2 separate regions of the Mus musculus genome follow, and region 2 is linked to region 1. Evidence: chromatin loops called from intact Hi-C (ENCODE). Cell type or tissue: heart. All regions are shown on one strand.

Region 1 (8,000 bases):
CTGCTCCTGCTCCTCCTCCTGCTCCTGCTCCTGCTCCTCCTGCTCCTGCTCTTCCTCCTGCTCCTGCTCTTCCTCCTGCTCCTCCTGCTCCTCCTGCTCCTGCTCCTCCTCCTGCTCCTGCTCCTGCTCTTCCTCCTGCTCCTGCTCCTGCTCCTCCTGCTCCTGCTCCTCCTCCTGCTCCTGCTCCTGCTCCTGCTCTTCCTCCTGCTCCTGCTCCTGCTCCTCCTGCTCCTGCTCCTCCTCCTGCTCCTGCTCTTCCTCCTGCTCCTGCTCCTCCTGCTCCTGCTCCTCCTCTTGCTCCTGCTCCTGCTTCTGCCGAGCTTCAAACCCTGGTGTCAGGTCTGAGGAGATGGGTCATCAGGAAAAGAGCTTGCCATGCAAGTATCAAGGGTTTTGATCCCTAGCACCCACGTAGAAAATCAGCTGAACTTCCTGTACTCCCACTGCTTGGCAAATGGAATCCCCTGGGGCAAGTTAAGGAGTTCCTGGTTCATCCACACTTGTGTATCTGCCCACATACATGGGAACACACACACAAACACACACACACACACACACACACACACACACACACACACTCACACTCACACACACAGGTGCACAAGTAGTAAAATAAGTAAAACCTTGGGTACAGATTGGTGCGGGGACTCAGCATTTTAACAGACTCGGTATGGGATTCTAGAAAGCACTGCTTGGGTATTGCCTGCAGAGTTCACAGTAGGGAAACCTCACCCAAGGCTCCCTCTTGTTTTCCTCCTTGGGGAGGTTGAGGCGGGAGGGTTCCTCTTCTTACCTAACAGCTTGCAGACAGCAAATTCCTTAGCTGGAGTGAAGGTGTGTACTTCTTACCTAGCAGCATGCCCAGCAAGATCGTCTTTATTTTTGATTATGTGTGTGTGTGTGGCTATCTCTGTGTATGTATTGATGTGAGTGTGTGGGGGCCCTCAAAGGCCAGATATTGGATCCTTTGGAGCTGAACTTACTTAAAAGTGACCGTGAGCCACTGGGCGTGGGTTCTGGAAGGGGAGCGTGGGCCTTTGGAAGAGCAGTCACACTCCTCCCTGCTGAGCCCCTCCCCTCCCCGCTTCCCTGAGCAGCTCTGAGACTCAGTGGGTTTGATGGGCCATTGTGAGATGGGCGCATGCAGTTGTGAGTGTGCAGTAGTCTGGAACAATGGTGGGTGCTGGAGAGAAACCAACCAGGAATCTTTTTGCCTTGGGTTTGGAATCTGAGGTAAAAATTTTCATGTGACAGAAAGAGTAAGCAACTTGAGACCACGTGACAATTTCTGCAGCCAAGTGATAGCCACTCAGCATGATTCAGCTACTTTCTTGTTTAAATTGTGCAATTAGGCCGTGCGAGCACCTGTGGTCATTTTATGCAGTTTTTCTTTTTTCTTTTTTCTTTTAATTAGAGCTTAATCTTGTAGATATTCCAGCCCTAGTTTAGGGGGTACTTTATTTATAATTCTGATAAGTATGGAACTGATAGGACTAGCTATGCTAAAACATCCTCTACAGTTTGTTAATTTAAAACATGACACCTCTCCACACACACTTTGTGGGGATGGGACAGGTTTTTACCCATGGGTCACCCCACCCCCACCCCAGTGGGTTACAGTTCACTGTTTCATGGAAGTGAGCTGCAGTCAGTTCCAGGGGATAGTTTGACTGCGGGCTGTAAAGTGTGTACCTCTCCAGAAACTGTATTTTACAATGAAGGATTTTTATTTTTCTCTCTTCAGGAAAATCCAGAGGCTACGCTGACTATGTCTTTAGCACAGACTGTCTACTGTAGGAATCATGGATTTGATCCCCAGAGTCCCCTGTGTGTTCATATAATGATGTCGGGAACTGTGACCAAGGTAAGTTCCACGAAGAGAGATGGGCTTAAAAGAATGTGGTGGCATTAAAAACCAAGGGAGGGGTCTTTGGAGAATAAAACGCAATTGATTTGTGAGTGGGCAGATGGTAAGAATATGTCCTAACACAGATTTCAACAACTAAAGGCCCTGACCAGGGTCTGTCATATAGGTGTGTCCAGTAGGGTACTTATGGGGCAAAGGACCCTTGTCCTGGAGCCAAATAGATGTAACATCTGGAAGGCTCCTTATAAAACACTCTGGCTAAAAACAGCTGCTCATTCCGAACCATTGCTCTCTAGTTTCAGGGGGCTCCTTGTCCTCGTGCCTCTGCCTCCCAAGTGCTACTTCTAAGCACTTTTGCCCTTCTTGCACATGCATTGAATAGAGTAGGTGTGAGGGCACTTTCAGGCCTGGGTGACAGCCAGTGCTTCTGGGCCATGGACAGTGCTAGCTTGGAATGACTGTTGAACAGCCAAGCTCCACCCCCATCATGGTTCCTGCTTTATTTGTGTGTGTCATTACAAGTTTGAAAGGGCACGTTTCTCTGTTTTCTTTAGGCTTCCTGTACGCTCTTGACTCTTAAGATCAGAATTTGCAACGGAACGAGGTGCCAGGCAGTTTGTGGTGTGAGAACCACCCCTTCTTAGTAAGATAAAAGTGTCCTTAGAACGGCCTGTTTATCTCCTGTTTGTCCTTCAGGTGAACAAGACAGAAGAGGACTATGCAAGGGATTCGCTGTTTGTTCGACACCCTGAGATGAAGCACTGGCCTTCCAGCCATAACTGGTTCTTTGCTAAATTAAAAATAAGCCGTATCTGGGTCTTGGACTACTTTGGTGGACCTAAAGTAGTGACACCTGAAGAATATTTTAACGTCACGCTGCAGTAAGTAATTATACATTTTCCACCATTGCCGGACTGTAGCTCTTCCCAGCACCCCCAAGGCTGAGCCTGCTAGGACCACCTCTCAAAATTACAAAACACATGGGATTACAAAGACACTAGGCATAGGAACACACACCTTTAATCCCTCTCATCAGTGTCAGATGCAGAATTAGTAAACTCACCTGTAACCCTAGACCTTGGGAGACAAGGGCAAGAGGATTAGCAATTCAAGGCCAGCCTGGAAGGCTGAAAATCAGCTCAAGTTACATGAAACTGTGTTTGAAACAAAAACAAGCCCAACAAGGGGGACCTAGTAACGGGCCTGTAGCTCTCAGCGTAGTGAAGCCTAGGGTCTATATTTTATGACATTTTCTACACCCACAACTATAACACAATTGGAAGGGATCTGTGGCCTGCAGAGGTAATGGAGTTGATTCCAAAGGGGCTACTGGAGAGAAAGGAAAAGAGTACGGGAGGTTTAAGTTCAAGTTTAGCAGTTGGGCCCTGGGGTTTGGGTGTGAATCTCAGCATTGCAAAACAATAATAAAATTACTAAGGGCTGGAGACATAGCTCAGCCCAAGGGCCTGGGTTTGGTCCCCAGTACATCTAGTCTGGAAGTAGAAAAGAACAGTATCTAAAGATGGCCTGGGCCGGGAAGAAGGGAGTGGTCAGATGTGGAGTGAGGTCAAATGAGGTCAAGGGTCAGAGGACAGAATGGGAGGGACTAGAGTGTTCCCTAAGTGACACTGGATTTTGCAATATAGGACATCTATCTACAAGCCCAAGAGGTGCTACAGCAGCTAGAGTCTGTTGAGCGTGTTTTGCTGGTCTGTGCTATCCTAATCGCTTCCTGTTCGTAGCTGAAATTCTCACCACACCCCTGTGAAGCGAGCGCTGATTGCTAGGCTGTAAAACAAGGGCCGGCCTGGGAAAGGGGGCGCTTGCATAACGCCTTTCAGCCAGCAGGTGGCAGTGCTGGGATTCAAACGCTGGGCGTCCTAGCCCTGAGCCCTCTTCTGACCCCTAACCCCGTGCTGGACGCCAGGTTCATCTTTTAGTTCACTTCCTGTTTGCAATGACTGACAACTCTGTGGAGAGATGGGGGAGGATAGTAGGACTTATAAGTCAAGACGGAATGAGTATGGGCGCAGTAAAGAAACCAAAGTAGCCGATCTGTGGGTGAAAAGAGAAAACTGTATTCCAATAAACAGCCAAGGCTGTCGCCTGGGAAAGCAGGGAAGGATTTCCAGGGTTAGACGAGAACAAGAGAACGGGGGTGGGGGTGGGGTGGGGGTGGAGTGGGGGTGGGGGTGGGGGAAGACTCGAGAGCTGGGTGGGATCTGTGAGCCAGGACTGAGGGTGCCCAGAGGCTAGCACCGACCTTGACAAGTTCTTAGGTGCCCCAGCGTATGCTAATGGAGACACACTTGTTCCTTTTGCCAGAGATAAGGAGAAAGCAAGCAGGAACTTTCTTCAAGTCCCAAGGGAATGGCGGCTTTTGTCCAAACGCCCAACCTTGGGAAAAGGTTATTTCTTTGTGGGACCAAGGAATCTTCAGTCCCGGACCTTAAATTCTTAGTGCTTATGTGTTCTTTGTTTTCATGCTATTAGAGAACAGCTCATATTAAGCTATGTAACCCCCTAACCACCACCACCCCGCTCCCTGCCGTAAATGTACATTTTAACAGCAAACTCGGGGTTGTTGGTATTTCTGTATTCCGAGCAGGGTCGAGGGTGGTGCATGGCCCATGGTAGGTGTTTTGGGGGCAGTTGCATATAGCCAGCTGATGGAAACACAGACTTTCAAATTGTCTAAAGAATCCAGTTGTCCCAGTATTGATTTTGTGGCCGTGTGCGTGGGAGGAGAGGCGCAGGCTGCTGACCCTCCCGGGGCTGACCGAGCCTCCTCCTTGATAGGATTTAGGAGGTAGCGATTGTCAGATTATTACCAGCAAGCGCGTTATGGAGGAGAGTGGCAGTAAGAATGATGGGCTGTTCTGTGAGGTCAGAGTTTACCTTCCCAGGACATCACAATCTCCGAAGAGCAGTTATCTCTGTGTAAATAACACGCCCTGGGCAGTGCTTACTTTAATAACAAAATAAAATTATGATTTCCCATAAGTCTTTGCTCTGAGTGTGTAAAATAGAGGCTCCCGTTCTGTTATGTAGCCGGGTAAGTGCTTTTCTGCAGCTCAAAGATAAGGCAGAGAGCCTTTGCTCTGATTGGGGGTGGGGGGAGTGCAGGGGGAGAGTGCAGGAGGTGGGAGTGCGGGGTGGGGAGGATGAAAGACCAGGGCAAGGCATCCCACCACAGTGGCAGAGTACCAGGGAAGGAGGCTCCTGTCCCCAAGTACCTCTGGCCACTCATTGCCACTTCAGAGTCTATGAAGACTGGGGTCTGCACATTGTCGGGAACCACCAATGGGGTCTTTGTGGTATCCTAGGCTTTCCCCAGGTCACCTTGCCAGGCTTGCCCACATGGACCACAGAAGATACTGTTTCTCTAATTAGCACAGTGCCTTCTGTAGCTAATGGCCAGGACACTGAAATGATCCCAAGAAAGCATCCACACGGGGACCGCTCAGTCAGGGCTGCCGTGAGACCTAATTAAGTGCTTTGTGTTAATTCACTGGGTTGCCGGACCCAGCCCGTGTGCGCTTTTGCACGTGGAGTGAAAGTGTGAGCATCCTCTTGGTGTGTTTGTTGACTTCCTGGATGCAGCCATGATCAGAGTAGGCGTTACTTCCTATCACCATGGAGCCTGGACAGCAGCAGGCCTGGTCCAGGGCTCACTGTATCACTCACACGAATCCTACCAAGACAGACACGGAAAAAGGTCCCCAGTCTCTCACTTGAACCCTTACCTGGGTGTAGATTTCCTGGTTGAATGGTAATCCCAGCTGGGAATTAACTTAAAATAGTAAACGTTTCGGGGCTGTGTTTCTCTCGTCTTCTCGGAGAATGAATGACCCTTTAAGTCTGGCCAGTCCAGCTCATGAGATAACGGTCTCTCTTTCCCTCTCTAGGTGAAGCAGGATATGGTGGACTGAGTCACACCAGAGAAGTGTCTTCGGAGGCTCATGCACACTTGAAGGGTTGGCCCTGCTTGGGACGTCTCCAGCTGTCAGCTTACTCTGCCACCTCTTGTTTTAATCTTGTTTGCTTGTGTTAACAGAGAGTTGTCCGTCAGAAGATGTGGTTGCTGGATTTTTAAAAAAGAAAAAAAAATGTATTTTGAAGCCATTTTCAGAGAAAAATGCCATTCATTATAACCAAGGAAGTTTTCTTTCAGCCATTCCCGGTGGCTTTTCCTCAGTGGTGCCCACAGAAGGGCAACATAGACCAGCTGTAGATCGCCCATTGGCTCTGGAGGAAGAGAGGTGCAGGTGCTTTGTGCCCGACGGCCACTGTGCCTGAGGGGTGCTGTCCTCACACAGCTGCCTCAGGAGTCTGTCAGAGGGGCCTAGAGTCGGGAGGCCTGGGCAGGGCGTGGGTCCCGGATACAGAGTGCTTGAATGAATCCTTCAGTCGAGGACAGCAATGGCCACACACGGAGCTTCCCACTCACGTCCACCCGTACAGCTGATCCATCACAAGGCAAAACTGGGTCCTCTATAAAACTCCATAAACATCATACATCCTAAAGTCATAGTTACCCAGGACAAAATAAGACAAAAAGATTTTCCTGTATTCATTTTCCACCCAAGTAGACTGTATATTTATTTCTCATCCTTCAAAACACACACACACACAGGAGCTGGGGTGCAGCTTTCTTGGTAGAGCGATTGTCTAGTATGAGACCATAGCTCTCTTCCCCAGCATTGAAACAAAAACAACCAGCAATAACATTTTTATTTGCATGAGAAAGGAACCGCAGGAATTTTACATATGTTGGGTTCCTTTTTTTGACCCAACACCAACCATAACCCCAGCCCTTCTCGGGCACTCTGTATCTCCAGGCTCCTGGCACTGCAGCCCGGAGTCCTCCATGGGAGATAACCACGGTACCACGGCATAGAAACAAACTACAACAACAACACAACATGCTTCTGGCCTAGAGGGTTGGCTCAGCACTTAAGAAGATTGCTCTAGCAGGGACCCAAGTTCAGGACCTGGCGCTGGAGTCAGACAGGCACACTGGCCATCACTCCAGTTCCAGGAAATCATATACCTCTAGTCTCCAAGGTCACCTGCACTCAAGTGCACGTACCCACGCAGACACACACCGACACATAATTGTAAACCATGCATCTTTTCTTCAGAAGAGGTACTACTTAGTTTTACTACGTGTATTCATGCTCTTGGATGACGTAAGAGTCCTTTTAATTGAGTGTGCGTATCAGACTTCTTAAACAGCAAAAGAGTTGAACATGAGCCATCATGTTGGAGAAAGAGATAGAAATCCAGCAAGTGACTTCTCAGTAAAAACCCACTAAGCAGCAAGAATCCAGTTTTTTTCAAATCAATAATTAAAAGCATAATTCTAACAAAGTGTGTTGGACTGATTTCTGTGATTTCAGAGACATAGATGTTGATCAGAAAGCTTCATTCATTGTGCACTGCTCAGTCAATGTTCTTATTTAACCACACTTTAAATCAGCCACTGATCGTTCCAGAATCCGAGAAGAATCATATACGTTCCCCGGTGGCAGAGAACTCACGTCCCAGCATTTGGGCAGTGTCTCCATGCAGGCTTAGTCACAGGCCCTTGTGTTCCAGCATGCATCGTAGAACTGGCTTGAGGGTGTTCTGTCTTAAGCACTTGGCACCAGGGAAAAACTATCCACATTCAGATCAAATTCAATTATCCTACGGGGCGAAACAGCCAATTCTTTACAGCAGGCGCTGCACATTCCTTTATAATTGAATTTGCAGTCTGTCACGGTAGCATTCTGGATGTCCACAAGGGGGTGCAATAGACTACCGTTAAAGCAGATCCAGGTTGCGGTTTGGTTTTCGGTGGTTTGGTTTTGTTTCCCCTCTCTCTTAGAGTTTATAGACAGTAGCCTAAGGTATCTTCAACCTGCAATTCTCCTGCCTCAGCTGGGATGATCAACGCACGCCATCATCCCCAACCCCCACCGAACAGTGCCCCTTTCTCACATAGGCCAATGTCCAATGTGACCATGATGGTGACATTAATATAGGCAATTCAGCAGGGAAGAGATGAGATGAAGGCCTAGTGTCACACTGCCACTGGCAGGTTCAAGGCTCGGTCACTTCCTTTACACCATGGACTTTGCTTCAGACC
Region 2 (8,000 bases), 550 kb after region 1:
AAAAGTGGGTGGAGAAAAAAATAGTAAAATATATATTACCTATTCCAAAACTGATTTAATTGCAGCCAGAATCTTATGGAAGTTTAGAAGTGATGTATAGAGTACAGGAATCACCCATGGAAATTCTAAGGTCTTAGAAAGCAAAAGGTTCCCTACCAGGACCTACCCCCTAGTCACTTGGGATTACCTGTGAAGCTCAAAGGCCCTAGTGGCATCAAAGGTGAGTAAGAAGAAGCCGAGATGCTTTAAGCAACAGCGTGAGGTTGGCATCAACGGGGCACATTTGTTCTTCACAGCAAGCCCAGTGTTTTCCCATCTTACCCAATGTGGAGCTGGGTCTGAAAGTGTGCCAAGTGATCACCTATTGCCAAATAGCTTTTAGTCTTTAGATGGCCTTCTGACTGTCCAGGTCCTAAGCCTACAGTAATCACGGGCCCAGCCTCTAGTGTGTTCTCTTCCCAAGCAGGTGGATAGTGGAGAGAGCCCTGACTCAATATTCACTCACACATCATTGGTGAGGAGAAGCTAGGAAGGCAGGCATTTGCCACTTCATCTATCCACAGGAGGTTCCTTGAAGTCTGCCCTGAGAAGGAGGTGTCTTTGCTGGGGAGGATCTTCATCATCAGCATCAAGCTGTGAGGGGAAAGGCTTTGACAAAAGGGTTGCCACTTTCTGAATTCTTCTCAAAGAGGAATTTCTAAGCCAAGCTACAGATTCATCCAGGCTCAGAATTCCATGGCTGTGGGCAGGAGCTGTCATCTTCACTATATTTTGAGATACATTTTTTTTTAGGTAGAACTCGAGGTCCAGATCTAGAGGGGGATAAGGACGATGAGAAGGATAAAGTTGTGGCAGTTGAGCTAAAAGTCATGTTCGAGTTTTTTGGTGGGTCTGACTGGACAGGGGAAAATGTGGTCCGACTTCTTTTATCTAAAAGTTTGGGAAAGATACCCATAGCTTCTCTCTTGCCATGTTTATTAACAAAGATGTTAGACACTACTCCATGAGAAATGTCCTTGTGAAAATAAAAACCATGCCATCAAAAGAGTCGGGTGCAAAGATGCCTACTTCATGAGAATCACCTGCCCAGTTGTTTTTGTGCCTTGTCTGTGACATCAAAACTGAAACACTTATATCACTGTCACTCATGGTTTTCTTTTCCTGTGTCATACATACAAAGTGCATTTGATTGTAATGATTTAAAGTAAATAAAGCATTTCATCTACTTTTGTTATAAAGAACTCAATTAATTATGTTACAATCTTACAGTTTGTGCTCTCTCCAAGATTTAAAAAAAAAATTACATGAAGTGACCTGTATGGAACTGGTATTATGAAGCTCAGTGCTTAGTACTGCTATCAAAATAATAACAATGATTAATAATAGTAATGATATACACACTCTCCAAAGAATGGTCTAAGTACTGTAGAGGCAGATGTTGGCAGTTAATGTGTGTTCCAGCAGACTTTAATGAGCTGTGGGCTGGGTGAATTCTGTTGACACCCACTGTGACATCAGGACATATGTTATCTACATATGTAGATATGGTAGTTGGACAATGATGGTACCTGGCTCATATTCAGGAAAAGAGCCTTTGCCTGACTCTTTAGAGAAGGGAGAGGAGAGCCGTTCCGTGGGAGGACATTTTAGTTTCTGAAGAGATTTGGAAATTCCTCAGTACCATAATTAAGGGAAGGCAATTAAAAACCTTTGTGAGCATAAACAGCGGTAAGTAGCTCGTGGAGCTATTAATCTCTTTGATGGCCAGGTCCTGTCAAGAGATTCCAGAAAACCTGTCTTTGCTTGAAACGTTTGGGCTTAACTCTCTTCTTTTAGTAATTCTGTTAAAATGTTTCTATGTAGGTTTAATTTAAAAATAGACTCTAAAGCAGTTAAACTCATACCTCTTCTGGACTTCCTTCTGTTTGGCTAATGTTTTAACTCCATCTTGATTTTTCCAGCCCTTATAAAATAATATTTTTAAATTTCTCAAATATGTTTAGAATCTTTCCTCCTCCCCATCTCCCCCTATAAATCTTTTCTGGCTACATTATAGATTTTCTTGATGAACTGTTTTTCTTCCTGAAGGAAATTTTCTTTTGTGCTGGTCCCTTGGTGGGATATGCTGTTGATTTGTTGCTGTCAATCACAGTGTCTTGTTATTGTTCCCCAAAGAGAATCTCACTGATGACAGAAGTCACTTTTTCTTCACCAAACTGAAGTCATGGGTTTCCGCTTCCTTCTGATCCCCAGGGGTGCTTTTGAGACGTCTGTCAACCCAATTGCTTTTCCTTTGTCAGCAATCTACCTTGTGCTTCAGGATGCTTTTCAACTTTGACCTTGTCTCTAGTGTTCTTAGGTTTTAAAGAACATGCTACTGTGGGTTTCTTTTTATTTATTACAACTGGGACTGTGCTTCCTCGGTCCGTGGGCTGGCTTTTTATCAAATATGGAAAACTTTAAGCTATTAACACATCAAACATTTCATCTCCAAACTCTCTTTTGACAAATCCAATTAAACGCTTCATCTTTTTGTTCTACTCTCTGTGTTTCTTAATATAATCTTCATGTTTTCTCTTTCTTTGTCTTCAGCTCTCTATTCTGGGTAATTTCTTCATGTTTATCTTATAGTTTTCTATGTTCTCATCAGCTGATTCCAGTCCCAATTCTTTTTTTTTTTTTTTTTTTTTTTTTTTTTGAGACAGGGTTTCTCTATATAGTTCTGGCACTCACTTTGTAGACCAGACTGGCTTCGAACTCAGAAATCCTCCTGCCTCTGCCTCCCAAGTGCTGGGATTAAAGGCGTGTGCCACCATGCCTGGCTTCTAGTCTTAATTCTAATATACTTTTCAGTTCTGGGTGTTCAACTTAGCTTTATTTTTTTCTTTTTGTACATAGTCATTTTTGATTGTGCCAGCTTATTCTTATGTACAATTCCCTTTTATTTCTTTGCAATCAACATAATAATATTAAATTTTATGGATTATATTTCAATACCTATACTGTCTGTACCTTTAATTTTGGAGATTGCTAATTTGCTCACTGTTGTTCATGATTTCTTGTGTTTTATGTTTTTTTTTAATTTTGAACATATCATAATATGTTGGTTTCAGTCAAGAAAGACCTTTTCTAATTTTTAAAGTACCCTACTCTCCCAAATCTATATATTTAGATCAGAAAGTCTACGGTTAAGGGGAAATTGAGCAAGAACTGGACCGTATTGTGGAGAAAAAAAATAATAAAGCATAGCAATTTGTAATAAGATAAAACAGAATGGTTAGGGAGACTCAGATTTCCATACGGTTCAGGATTGGATCTTTGAAAGAAGATGGCTGTTTAAATATCTGATATAAGCTGATTCTAGGGGCCATCTGTGAACAGATCATTAAGTGTGCGGAGGGACTACAGAAATTCCAGATCTCAGTCTCATTCAGGAAGCAAGAAAAGATTAGACCCAAAGGATGAGCTAGAATAAGGAGAAACAAAACCATCCACTTTCCTTCACTTTGGCTAAATCTAATCCGAGTTTTTATGTTCCTTTAAATCAAAGGAATAAGAAATAGGGTGGTTTCAGAATCTCCTGGTAGAGACATCCTAATGCTTAGCATCATGCCATGTAGGTGAAAGGACCATTCTCTGCTGAATTGGTTTTAAGCATTTCCTGAATGCCTTTCAGGTAGCCTGAGATGACTCACCCAACATGGCAGGAGTATGGGAGCTTGCAAGGCCAGCCAAGGGACATGAATTGTCTTGACACGCCATCTAGTGGCATGCATTCACTGGAAAGCCTGAATCTTTTTTAACTTTCCAAGAGTCAGCATGCTGGACAGAGGCAGGAGAGCTTGGGTTCTTAAAAAGCTGCATATGTACCCCCCCCCCCCCCTTACACGAAGAACTACGAGTGATCAATGGCTCCTGGGAGAGTGAGAATTAGTTTCCTCTAAGCATGTGCTCCCATATAGGATGTCTACTCACAAGTGCTCAGTTTTTCCTCACGTGGTACCCAGAGGAGTTTACCTTAAAACATGATATAGAAAACCCTAAATGCAAAGCATACACAGAGAGGCTTACAACCCCCATATGAATAGTTTTTGGTACATGTAATATGATTTATAGGGTACATGTGATATGTTAATTCACATATATCCTTCCTTCATGACTAGCACTGTATCTATATCATTCCTACTCCTTCCTCACCCTCCAACCGGTCCCATGTCCCCCCTTCCAAATTCGTGATCTTTAATTATTATTGCTGTACACACCACACATGCTCACATTAACATGTGCCTACACACACATGCACACTGACATGCACATATGTGTATAAATCTACTCAGTCTTTTGGCATTGATCATATGTACATGGGTCCAGGTGTCACTATTGCACTGTCACATCTTGCAGGCAGAGCATCTTTTGTAGACTGGTTTATAGCTGGGTTTGGTTTTTCTCCTCCAGTAGTGTCTTCCAGTACTACGAATACTAGGTTATAGGAATGAAGGCTGTAGGTAGGCACCATCTTGACTTCGTCTCCATGTTCAGTAAATTATATAGGTGTTGTCTTCAGCAATAGAGTCTTACCATCTGTTTGTGGAGAGCAACCAATAGCCTTAGTAGTAGCCTAGGTTGTTTGGGGTTTCCATGGGACCCTTTTGGCCAACAACTTGATTAGATGTAACCCATTCTTAGTACTGGAAGCTTCATATGGTGATGGGAGGTACCCAGTTGGGGCTCCATCTCCCCTGTTATTTGGTGACTTCATTTAGATTCATTCCATATATGTATATATTTTAAGAAGCGTCTACTGTATTAGGCTTTCATATGGCTCTTTAAATGGCCCTTAATTTTACTCCCTTTTTACTCCCCTCTGAATTTAATCCTCCTGTTCCAGTCTCCCTGCCCCCATGTTTGTGTGTGTGCACCTGTGTGGTGCTTTGAATAAAAATGGCCCCCAAAGAATCATATGTTTGAATGTTTAATTATTAGGGAGTGGTATTACTTGGAAGGGATTAGGAGTGGCCTTGTTGGGGTAGGTGTGGTCATGTTGGAAGAAGTGTCACTAGGAGATGGGCTTTGAGGTTTCAAGGACCCAAGCCAGGGCTGTGTTTCTCTCTTCCTGCTGCCTGTGGATCCAGATGTAGAATGCTCAGCCCCTTCTCCAGCACCATGTCTGCCGCCATGATTCCTGCCATACTGGTAATAGACTAAACCTCTGAAACTGTAAGCAACCCTCAATTAAATGCTTTCTTGTAAGAGCTGTCATGCTTATGGTGTCTTCTCACATCAATAGAATAGTGAATAAGACAATACTGTATTTATCTTTTTGGGTCTGTGTTACCTCACTCAGAATAATTGTTTTCTACATCCATCCATTTACTTGGGAATTTCATGACTGTTTCTCCTCCTCCTTCTCTTCCTGCTTCTCCCCCTCTTCCTTCTGTTGTTTTGTTTTCAGTTTGTTTTAATGGCCAAGTAATTTTCTACTGTGTAAGTGTACCCCACTTTTTTTTTTAATTCTAGTAATCCATTGACAGATACCTAGGCTGTCTCCAATTCCTGGCTATTACAGGTAGAGCATCAATGAGCATGACTGAGCAAAAGCCTTTGTGGTAGGGTATTTTGGGTATTTGCCCAAGTTGGATCTTGAGGTAGTTCTATTCCCATCTTCCTGAGGAACTGCACACTGGTTCCTGTGGTGCCTGTACAAGTTTTCACCTCCAGCCCTTACTTGGCATCTTTGCCAGCATGAGATGTCATTTGTTTTAGTGACCTTTGCCATTCTAACTGGTGAAAGGTGAAATCTCTGAGTAGTTTTGGTTTGTATTTCCCTGATGACTCAGGATGTTGAACACTAGGTGTTTCTCAGACATCTGTGTTTCGTCTTTTTAGAACTCTCTGTCTAGATATACACCCCATTTCCAACCGGGTTATTTGTTTTCTTGATGTCTACTCTTCATCCTTTATATATTAAATGTTACCCCTCTGTCCTATGTGTAGTTAGTAAAAACTCACATCCCGTTTTATAGGCTGCTGCTTTATCCAGAGGACAGTGGCCTTTGCATGCAGAATCCCTTCAGTTTCATTGTCCCCTGTGTTCATTGTTGATCATAGTGTGCTTGTCACTGGTGCTCTGCTCAGAAAAATCTTTGCCTTTTCTGACACTGCTCAGGTACCAAAACCATGAGACTAGAAAGTCCAGGAACTTAGGGCAAAAGCAAATACTACTTTTCTGCTAAAGAAACATAGCCATAAAACAACTCCTAAAGACTGTCTGCTACACTCCTAGAGCAGTGCCTTGCTCAGCCATCGTCAGGGAAGCTTCCTCCTGCAGCAGATGGGAACAATACAGAGACTCACAGCTAGACAATGTGCAGAGGGTGAGAACCTTGGAATACTCAGTCCTAAGTAGGGTTAAGTTCCCATCAAGTCCTTCTCCTCTGGGTTCAGGCAACTAAATACTGTAAAAGCCAGTGGTGCTGGAAGACACCAACAGAAGGCCTTCTAGACACAGCCAGGCAGATGTACTGGTCCTGCACAGTTCTAAGCCCAAGGGGATCACAGAGCTGAGAGGGGAAGTGGACACAGACTCCATCCTAGAATCTATCTCCACTTGATAACCACTCTCAAGGGAAGTTATTTTATCCCAATAGAATCTCACTTGGTATACAAACCACACTAAAGGACAGGCCCCATGCTCACCAGTAGATGGCTAAGGCAAAACAATTTCCATGGTATTTTTTGGAGGGTTTTGTTTTGGTTGTTTGGTTTGGTTTGGGTTTTTTTCTCTCATAATACTGTATCTGGTACAGGTCTTTTGCTTCTATATTATGGTGTGTTTTTATGGAATGTTTGTGTGTCTGCATCTAAATGTGTTTCTTCTGCTTTTTCTTTGGCTCTTTTTACTGTTTGTTTGTCTTGTTTTGTCCTCTTCTGCTTTCATTTTTGTTTTTGTTTTCATTCTAGCTTAGGTTTTTTTTTAGATGCCCGATTTCTAATGAGAGAGAGAAAGAGAGAGAGAGAGAGAGAGAGAGAGAGAGAGAGAGAGAGAGAGAGAGAGAGAGAGAGAAAGGGTATGGTTTTGTGTAGGTAAGGAAGCAGAGAAGATGTGGGAGAGGCTAGGGGAGGGGAACTCATAATCAGATTATATTATATAAAAATCTATTTTCAATTAAAGGAAAGGAACATAAGAAATCTTTTGGCTACAAATGACAGAAAGCCAATCCAGACTAACAAGTTATTTTTAAAGCAGAAGGATTATAAGTGGCTTATAGGAAGATCCTGCAGTGATTTGAAGAATGGAAGGTCTATAGGAGCTGGGTATGAACCTTACCGAGGGCATCATCACTTGCATCTACTTACCTCCTATATCTATACGTAGCATCTATGCCTTCCTCCGGGGAGACTAGTCTTTCTCTTCAAGGCAGGAATATGGCCACTAGCAGTCCAAGAAGAACTGTTTATGAATGTATCCAATCAGACATGAGAATGACTTTACTAAAAGAACAATCCTAGTCACTCATTTACCCGTGTTGAGTCCCGTGCTCATATTTTAAATAACCATTGTGATCAGAAAGAGGCAAATCCGCCTACACCAGGAGTATCACCCAAAGGCTCTAGTGTCAAATGCTTTTGGAACTATTGGGAGGCCCTGGAACTTTGGGAGACAGTGTTGGCTGGGAAATGATCCTTTGATCATTAGGGGTGTTTCCTTTTGGGGAATTGTGGGTGTTTAGCCCTTCTCTACTTCCTGGCTCATCAAAGCAAGAGGGCCAATTGACCATGGGCTGGAACTTCCAAAACCTAATAAATGTCTTCTCTTTATAAATTCATTATTTCTAATATTTTCATTATAGTGGTGAAAATCTAACACAGTGGGATAAAAAAACAACTCACCCAAAGGAGGTAAAAGATACTAATAGAAATGGGAAAACCAAACAAAAAACCATGATTAATAACAGTTATCTACTGCTGCATCCATATTTTTCTCCTGTGGTTATAAAAGC

Evidence for each region. A loop is a pair of places that touch in the nucleus more often than their neighbours do. Peaks named below come from ENCODE experiments on the same cell type or tissue, not always from the same donor. Only the 100,000 strongest peaks of a DNase experiment are listed, where the experiment ranks them.
Region 2: it touches region 1 in a loop (2.3-fold over the local background); 11 of 42 quality-filtered maps call a loop at or near these places.

The regions. Positions count from the first base shown.
Region 1 is chr1:165,768,069-165,776,068 of GRCm38, forward strand. Creg1 (cellular repressor of E1A-stimulated genes 1) reads left to right here. Exons shown (of 4, transcript NM_011804.3): 2 at 1,745-1,864; 3 at 2,564-2,748; 4 at 5,776-7,241. The coding sequence ends at 5,779. Among named protein-coding and RNA genes, the nearest start is that of Creg1, 8.3 kb to the left of the region's middle. In heart, CTCF peaks have their summits at 3,702 (motif pointing right) and 7,643 (motif pointing right); a DNase peak (open chromatin) is centred at 3,703; H3K4me3 peaks cover 680 bases; H3K27ac peaks cover 1,899 bases.
Region 2 is chr1:166,315,599-166,323,598 of GRCm38, forward strand. Ildr2 (immunoglobulin-like domain containing receptor 2) reads left to right here. Exons shown (of 10, transcript NM_001164528.1): 10 at 1-1,234. Among named protein-coding and RNA genes, the nearest start is that of Tada1, 60 kb to the right of the region's middle. In heart, a CTCF peak has its summit at 3,758 (motif pointing left); no DNase peak of the experiment used is centred here; H3K27me3 peaks cover 605 bases.